Regions from separate parts of the Homo sapiens genome. Here region 1 is linked to region 2. Evidence: read pairs that join two places in POLR2A ChIA-PET (ENCODE). Cell type or tissue: MCF 10A. All regions are shown on one strand. Region 1 overlaps TTC39C (tetratricopeptide repeat domain 39C). Region 2 overlaps OSBPL1A (oxysterol binding protein like 1A).

What was found. Peaks named below come from ENCODE experiments on the same cell type or tissue, not always from the same donor. Only the 100,000 strongest peaks of a DNase experiment are listed, where the experiment ranks them.
Region 1: POLR2A ChIA-PET joins it to region 2 with 5 read pairs; 11 of 35 experiments call an interaction of 5 or more read pairs at or near these places.

Annotation. Positions count from the first base shown.
Region 1 is chr18:24,128,553-24,132,552 of GRCh38, forward strand. TTC39C (tetratricopeptide repeat domain 39C) reads left to right here. Exons shown (of 14, transcript NM_001135993.2): 11 at 334-431; 12 at 1,761-1,865; 13 at 3,330-3,368; 14 at 3,933-4,000. Among named protein-coding and RNA genes, the nearest start is that of CABYR, 8.5 kb to the right of the region's middle. In MCF 10A, no CTCF peak of the experiment used is centred here; no DNase peak of the experiment used is centred here.
Region 2 is chr18:24,210,917-24,214,916 of GRCh38, forward strand. All of the region lies in intron 17 of OSBPL1A (oxysterol binding protein like 1A), which reads right to left. Among named protein-coding and RNA genes, the nearest start is that of CABYR, 74 kb to the left of the region's middle. RefSeq lists a silencer at 258-432 and an enhancer at 3,129-3,699. In MCF 10A, no CTCF peak of the experiment used is centred here; a DNase peak (open chromatin) is centred at 2,195.

The sequences.
Region 1 (4,000 bases), 82 kb before region 2:
ATCTTTCTCATTTTCTTGGAAAACTCCCGTAACATTCTCTAACCTGTGTGTCCATCCCCCACAGCTTGCTGTTGAAGTGGAAGGGTCAGTTCTGATCCTCTCCCACTGACTAGTACAGTACCTCATACAAACATGGAAAGGTGCCTATGGTATGGCAATTTAATGTGAAGTCATTTTTAACAAATTAACATAACTTCTTTTATTAAGAGCAGTTTTAGGTTCATATCAGGAGGCAGAAACATGAACTGAAACATTTACCTCACTCTTCATGATATTGAAGGAATTAAGTGAATGCATTTGCTTACTGCTCTGTTCACTCCCCTTCTTTTTAAGCTTGCCATGAAGTGGATGACTCATCTGTTGTTGGATTAAAGTATTTGCTTCTTGGTGCCATACACAAATGTCTAGGAAACTCAGAAGATGCTGTTCAGGTAAACTGTTAATGTTGTCAGGGCTAAAGAAAATAAGTCACGAACACCTACGTATATGCTTGTGAATAAGAAAAATGAAAAAGCACTGAACGAAACCGAACCTCCCACTATAAACTTTATCCAATTATTTGATTAATGCCATCTTCTCAGATGCTAGAAGTTGATGATGGTTAATACTAGTTTTTAATTAACTTCATATTCTTAGAATGCTTCTTTATATATGGCCTCCTTTTCTGGCACTAATATTTATCAAGATGACAGCCTCCACTGGAGAGAGGAGGACATGAGGAGGCAGTTTTGAAGGAGCGGAGTGAAGTCTCATTGTTAGACAAGAACAAAAATGATCAGACATGTCAGTGTGCATTCAGTTTTCTCTCTTTATAACTGTGGATTATTGATGCAGCCCTGGGGGTCAAGCGAGAGAGTTGTTTTTTTGTTTGATTGCTTGTTTTGAAGAAGTATATATCAGTGTTACTTTGACTACTCTTTGAAAGAATCAGGGTACAGTGGCCGGGCACGGTGGCTCACACCTGTAATCCCAGCACTTTGGGAGGCCAAGGTGGATGGATCACTTGAGGTCAGGAGTTTGAGACCAGCCGGGCCAACATGGTGGAACCCCGTCTCTACTGAAAATACAAAAATTAGCCAGGTGTGGTGGCATGCACCTGTAATCCCAGCTACTCGGGAGGCTGAGGCACGAGAATTGCTTGAACCCAGGAGGCAGAGGTTGCAGCGAGCTGAGATCATACCACTGTACTCCAGCCTGGGCGACACAGCAAGACTCCATCTCAAAAAAAAAAAAAAAAAAAGAATTAATGTACAGTAATAGGAGACTCTTGGCTTTTAAATCCTAGATGATAATGTCCTTGTAAGTTTAATCTTTCAGTATGGGCTTATGATAGTTATCACAGCCCTAAATAGCTTATTTTAGATCAAATGCTTATGTGCTAGCAAGATACAGTCAAGACGCATGTCGAGATCATAGTTACCTTGTGTGTTTTCTGTTTTAAATATTAAAATGGGATGTTTAGACTCTTAGATGCAGATAAAAGATGTTCTCAGTGATAAAATCAATAGAGGCTAATATGTCCCCTGGAAAAATAGTAGCACAAATTAGGCAGTCCAATATATTCTGAGGAATGCACATCAGGCAGCATGTAAAGGACTTCTAAGATGTAGATAGGAAAGAATGAAGATGAGGAAAGAAGAGAAAATCTGATCTAGAAAACAGAGTATGAGTCCCCCTTCCCGCCCCCTCTTGAAGATTATAATAAGCCTTATGCTAAGTAGGAAAATGAATTCATCCAATAACATTTGCATTCCTTTCAGTACTTCCAGCGAGCTGTTAAAGATGAATTGTGTCGTCAGAATAACTTATATGTTCAGCCGTATGCCTGTTATGAACTTGGCTGTCTTCTATTAGACAAACCAGAGGTAAGATCTTATATATATAATATAATATATATTTTTAATGTTGTTCAACAAAAATGTGGAAGTGGGCAAGCACAAAGCACCCTTCATTTAAAACAAACTGAACACAGTGTTCTTCATTTTGTTTTCCTTGGTTTTACTTAGAATGAATCCAAGAAGTTAGTAATACTACCTTATTATCTTTAAGGAGGTAATTTCTTCCCTAGCATTCAAATTACAGTCATACATCTCTTAATGACATGCTGAGAAATGCGTTGTTAGGCAATTCCTTCCTTGTGCAAACATCATAGAGTACTTACACAGACCTAGGTGGTATCACCTACTACACAACCAGGCTGTATCTATAGCCTATTGCTTCTGTGCTATAATTGTGTACAGCATGTTACTGTATTGAATACTGTAGGCAACCGTAACACAATGGTAAGTATTTGTGTATCTAAATATAGAAAAAGTATAGTAAAAATACAGTTTTTAAAAGTTAAAATATGGCCAGGCTCAGTGGCTCATGCCTGTAATCCCAGCAGTTTGGGAGGCTGAGGTGGGAGTATCACTTGAGCCCAGAAGTTCAAAACCAACCTGGGCAACAAAGTGAAACCTCATCTCTGCAAAAAAAAAAAAAAAAAAAAAAAAAAAAAAAAAAAAATCAAAAAACATAGTCAGGCGTGGCAGCATGTGCCTGTAGTCCCAGTTAACCTGGGGGGCTGAGGTGAGAGGATCTCTGGAGCTTGAGGTTGCAGTGAGCCATGATTGTGCCACTGCACTCCAGCCTGAGCAACAGAGCAAGACCCTGTCTCAAAAAAAAAAAAAAAAAGTTTATAGCTATGTATAACTTACTGATTCAGATAAAACCTTTTGATAATCATTAATTTTAAGGTTGTTTAGTAAGATTTTAACCTAAGATATTATATCTTAGAGGTTGCCTTTTATAGACTATGAAAAATTATTTATCAAGTGATTATATATCAAGTAATGTCCTCATGTAAATGAGTAAACATCTTTATATTAAAAAATATTGGGGCTGGGCGCAGTGGCTCATACCTGTAATCCCAGCACTTTGGGAGGCCAAGGTGGGTGGATCGCTTGAGGTTTGAGACCAACCTGGCCAACAGAGCTAAATCCCGTCTCTACTAAAAATACAAAAATTAGCTGGGCATAGTGGCAGGTGCCTGTAATCCCAGCTACTCAGGAGGCTAAGGCAGGAGAATTGCTTGAACACGGGAGGCAGAGGTTGCAGTGAGCCAAGATCATGCCACTGCACACCACACTCCAGCCTGGACAACAGAGTGAAACTCCATCTCAAAAAAAAAAAAAAAAGAAGAATATTGGAGTCATTATACTTGAATGAACAGTTGACTCATTGCTATGTCTACAGTGAATTGTTTTAATTAACATAGCCTCCTATTATACCATTTTCTGCCTGCGTATATATAAACACAGATTTTATGGGATAATGTGTTTTTCTTATAGACTGTAGGAAGAGGCAGAGCTCTACTTCTTCAAGCAAAGGTAAATATCCTGAATCTACCTTTCTCCAGTGGCCCTTCTTATCCCATACACTGTATACCTGAGTCTGAATTCAAGAAAGTTTGTGCAATGATGTTCTGGTTGGTAATATTTCTGGAAAGGAAAAATGACAACCAATTGAATCAGTGAGCTCTTGAGTTTTAAGGGACATTACAAGATCATAAGGAACTTCGATGAAATTGTTCATCCTGCTTTAGAAACACTCTTAGTCTTTGGGTGGGAAGATAACTTTTGATTTTATAACTATGTCCCTGAATTAAGAATTTCTAATAGCAACTTATATTGAGCACAACATAAGACTACTTTTTCAAGAATAACTCGAGGAAAATTGTCCAAAGAGAACCTTATTGACATTCAGTTGACGTTTTTAAAAATGAATACAAAGTTTGAGGTTTGAGTAATATGAAAATCAAGTGGATGGGAAACCTTTACTGGGAGTGTAGAGATTTTACTTTGGGAAATGCAAAATTGAGTGTGCTTTATACCACAGTACCCTGTGCAAGCTTAGCTAACAGAGTGCATAAATATCTTTCTTTGATCTTACAGGAGGATTTCTCTGGCTACGACTTTGAAAACAGATTGCATGTCCGCATCCATGCTGCTCTGGCCTCTCT
Region 2 (4,000 bases):
TTCATTTAATAAAAGTAAAAGTGATATGTTAACCCAAATAACTTTTTTTTTTTGTTTGTTTGTTTTTGAGACGGAGTCTCGCTCTGTCACCCACGCTGGAATGCCACGGCATGATCTTGGCTCCCTGCAACCTCTGCCTCCCGGGTTCAAGTGATTCTCCTGCCTCAGCCTCCCGAATAGTTAGGATTACAGGTGCCCACCACCACGCCCAGCTAATTTTTTGTATTTTTAGTAGAGACAGGGTTTCACCAGGTTGGCCAGGCTGGTCTCGAACTCCTGACCTCAGGCAATCCACCTGCCTCGGCCTCCCAAAGTGCTGGGATTTACGGGCATAAGCCACCGCACCCAGCCCTAAATAACATTTTTATAGAAAAAGACTGTATTTTCCAAAACAAAAACAGTTAGAAGAGTAGCACTGTTTTACATTATTGCAATCTTTTAAATGTCAGGATTAAGAAAGGATAACTGGATTCTCATAACTGTTTATGCATTCAATCTGCGATTTCTTACATCAAGTAGTCTAGAAACTTTATTGTAAACATTTAAGTGAATGATAGGAAAAAGGCACATTTTTAGTAATATAATGAAAACTGTTGTAACTTTTTTGTCCCCTGAAAGGGCCTTGAGGACCCCTACTCCCCACCACAAGAGTCCAAAATCTCTACTTTCTAGAACCACTGGCATAGACAGCAGAAGGACTTTCCTTTTTCCCAGTGCAGATTTAAGAAACTTTGGAACAAGGCAGTTAAAAAAAAAAAAAAATTCGGCCAGGCGCAGTGTCTCATGCCTGTAATCCTAGCACTTCAGGAGGCCGAGGTGGGTAGATCACTTGAGGTCAGGAGTTCGAGGCCAGCCTGGCCAATATGGTGAAACTTTGTCTCTACTAAAATACACAAATTAGCTGGGTGTGGTGGCATGTGCTTGTAATCCCAGCTACTCGGGAGATTGCACCATTGCACTCCAGCCTGGGCAACAGAGCGAAACTCCATCTCAAAAAAAAAAAAATCAATGCATTCAACAAATATTAACTACATTTCAACTACTCTAAGGTTTTGAGGATATTAGGAAGCTGGATAAATAAAATGTCGAGGAATATTTACAATTGAGATAATTCTGTTTCAAAATGTTATTTCATTTCTGGAATCTGCTTCAGAAACTTTTTTTTTTTTTGAGAGATAGTCTCGCTCTCTTGCCAGGCTGGAGTACAGTGGTGTGATCTTGGCTCACTGCAACCTCTGCCTCCCAGGTTCAAGCGATTCCCCTGCCTCAGCCTCCTGAGTAGCTAGGACTAAAGGCGCACACCACCACACCTGGCTAATTTTTTTTTTTTTAATTTTAGTAGAATGTTGGCCAGGATGGTCTCGATCTCCTGACCTCGTGATCCACCCGCCTCAGCCTCCCAAAGAGCTGGGATTACGGGTGTGAGACACCACGCCCGGCCTTCAAAAACTTTAAAACTCTGGCACTTCCACTAAGTGGGCTTAAAAATATTTGAAATAAATAAGATAGTCTGAAACAAATATAACCTTATTTTAATAAGACAGAATTCAAAAATTTCAACCAACATACTCATCTTTAGTAGTTCACCTGACTGCCTAAAAGTTCGATATGATTTTTCATATTCTCTTAACATTTAAATCTGAGAGTAAATACTGGTTTTTAGTCACACAACTCACAGAATCTCACCTTAAGTTGATATAATTTGATTTTATCACAATGAAAATGATGCCCTCAAACAAGGGAAAATGTTTGCCCTCCAAAGGTGATAAGATGTATTCCACGGTCATAAAAATACTATTTTTCTCAGTTGTGTACTATTAATTAAAACTTTAGTTGTAATGTACATGAAGATTCAAGATCTTCAAAGTTATATATGAAATACTTGGCAAGTTTAATATACAGAAATCAACACAAAGTGTCTAAAATTTACCGATACAATTAAATTCCTGAAATTTGCCCATCCCCATTTCAACAGAAGCAGAATTTAGGCTGGTCTTAAAGAAGCCAATCACTTAAAACTCTTCCTGCATGACTGTTATTATAATGTACCCTGTACCTAGTTTCAGGTTCGAATTCAGACAAATACAGTCATCACAAAGTTCTCTCTGTATATCCAGAATGCCATTCTGAAGCCTAGTATAAATGAGCACCATATCTTACAACTTAGTCAGAGACGAGGGTGACTCAACAGCTGGGTATTTAACCTGCTGTTAGACCTCTCCAACTAAAATTAGCGTAGCGTCTTAGAAGCAGGTCAGTACAAGTCTCAGACAAGAGCTCTAAGGCTAGTCATATACCTTTTTTAGTTATGAATCTTTAAAAAAAATCCAATGACTTGGTTTCCTATTTTAAGTTTAATAATTTGATGTGGCCAGGCACAGTGGCTCACGCCTGTAATCCTAGCACTTTGGGAGGCCGAGGCAGGCGGATCACTTGAGCTCAGGAGTTCGAGACCAGCCTGGGCAACATAGTGAAATCCTGTCTCTACTAAAAATATAAAAAATTAGCCAGGTGTGGTGGCGCAGGCCTGTAATCCCAGCAATCCCAGCTACTCAGAAGTTCTACTGCTTGAACCCAGGAGGCAGAGGTTGCAGTGAGCCAAGATTACACCACTGCCCTCCAGGCTGGATGATAGAGTAGGACTGTCTCAAAATGATAATAATAATAATAAAATCTGATGTAATTATCTGATATTACTATTTAATTTTGCTAATATTTCCATAACTTAAAATTATTTTTCATTTTTGATGTTTTAAATTACTTATCTATAGTCTATGATTGCCACTTAACAAATCTGGCTCTACACAATAAAAAGGTTAGGGTGGTCTTGTTTTACAAGAGGTTTTACTTGTTTTGACTTTAATAAGTTAAAATTGTATGTACACAATTTTAAACTGATTTTCACAATGGATTTCTAAAATTTAGAATTTGTTGTCAAGCTTCAAGAACACAGTACATTTTCTTTTTATTTCTCAGTTTATCACCATAACTGGATTAACAGGAATGCTTACAGAATCTTCACATTTGAAAGCAAAAAGGAAATGATGAAAAAATATCTCTGAATCAGGCTTTTAGTTTACTAAGAAGATGTCATTTTAGGCAGCTGGATTCCCTTACTATAGGCCTGCTTCACAGAGTTCAGCACAGTCCTGGGGAAGGAAAGATGAAACAGGAAGGCAGACCTTAACCTAGGGACAAGGTCACTATTCTTTGCTCACCTTTATCTCTAAGAATAACTTAGATTTCATACAACAGGTGCTGGAACAGACGGATGTAAAGTCATTGAAATTAAGTGAAAAGTGAGAGTAGATCACGGTCGTTAGGACCTAAAGGAAACGGTCTGAACAACAGAGAGATTAATGCAATGCATGGTGAATGCTGCACAGATCAGAGCTAACTACCGTCATCCCTAAAGGATTAACTAGGTCTCCTGCAGTGTGGAGCTCTCTAAGGAGCAGAGAGGCTTCAAGGTGGTGAGCACACATCTACTAACATCTCTCCACATTCCAAAAAGGATCCAAAGCTGTCTTATTACTGGTAATTTTGTTGGTTGGGGAGGGGAAAGAAGCCCTTCTTGACTATCATAGAAATCTCTTGGGCTCTCTATCGAGAAAGGTCATGTCTCAGAACTTGAACACCTCCAGTTGGATTAGGAGGCTGATGGTAGCAGTAGGCTGTTTGGTGAGACCTGGAGTTCTCTACTAGAATGTAGGTTTGAACTCTTGATAAAAATTGTTGATCGTTGAATGTAACTCTGGAGCAAGGCTGTTTTTAATAGGCTGTATGTTATCTGGAACACTGCAGACAAGGATTTCTGATCACCAAAACAAGGGTTTGGGGAAAACTGTGCAAAAAATACTTCACAACAAGAGAAGACAAAAAACGAAGCAGAGATGGACTGAATAACAGAAGTGCCCTTCTGCAAATATGACTGTGTTGCTTTTCATGGCTCTGAACTTTCCAGACTAACTTCCCTTCAAACCACACCTACTTTTTCAGA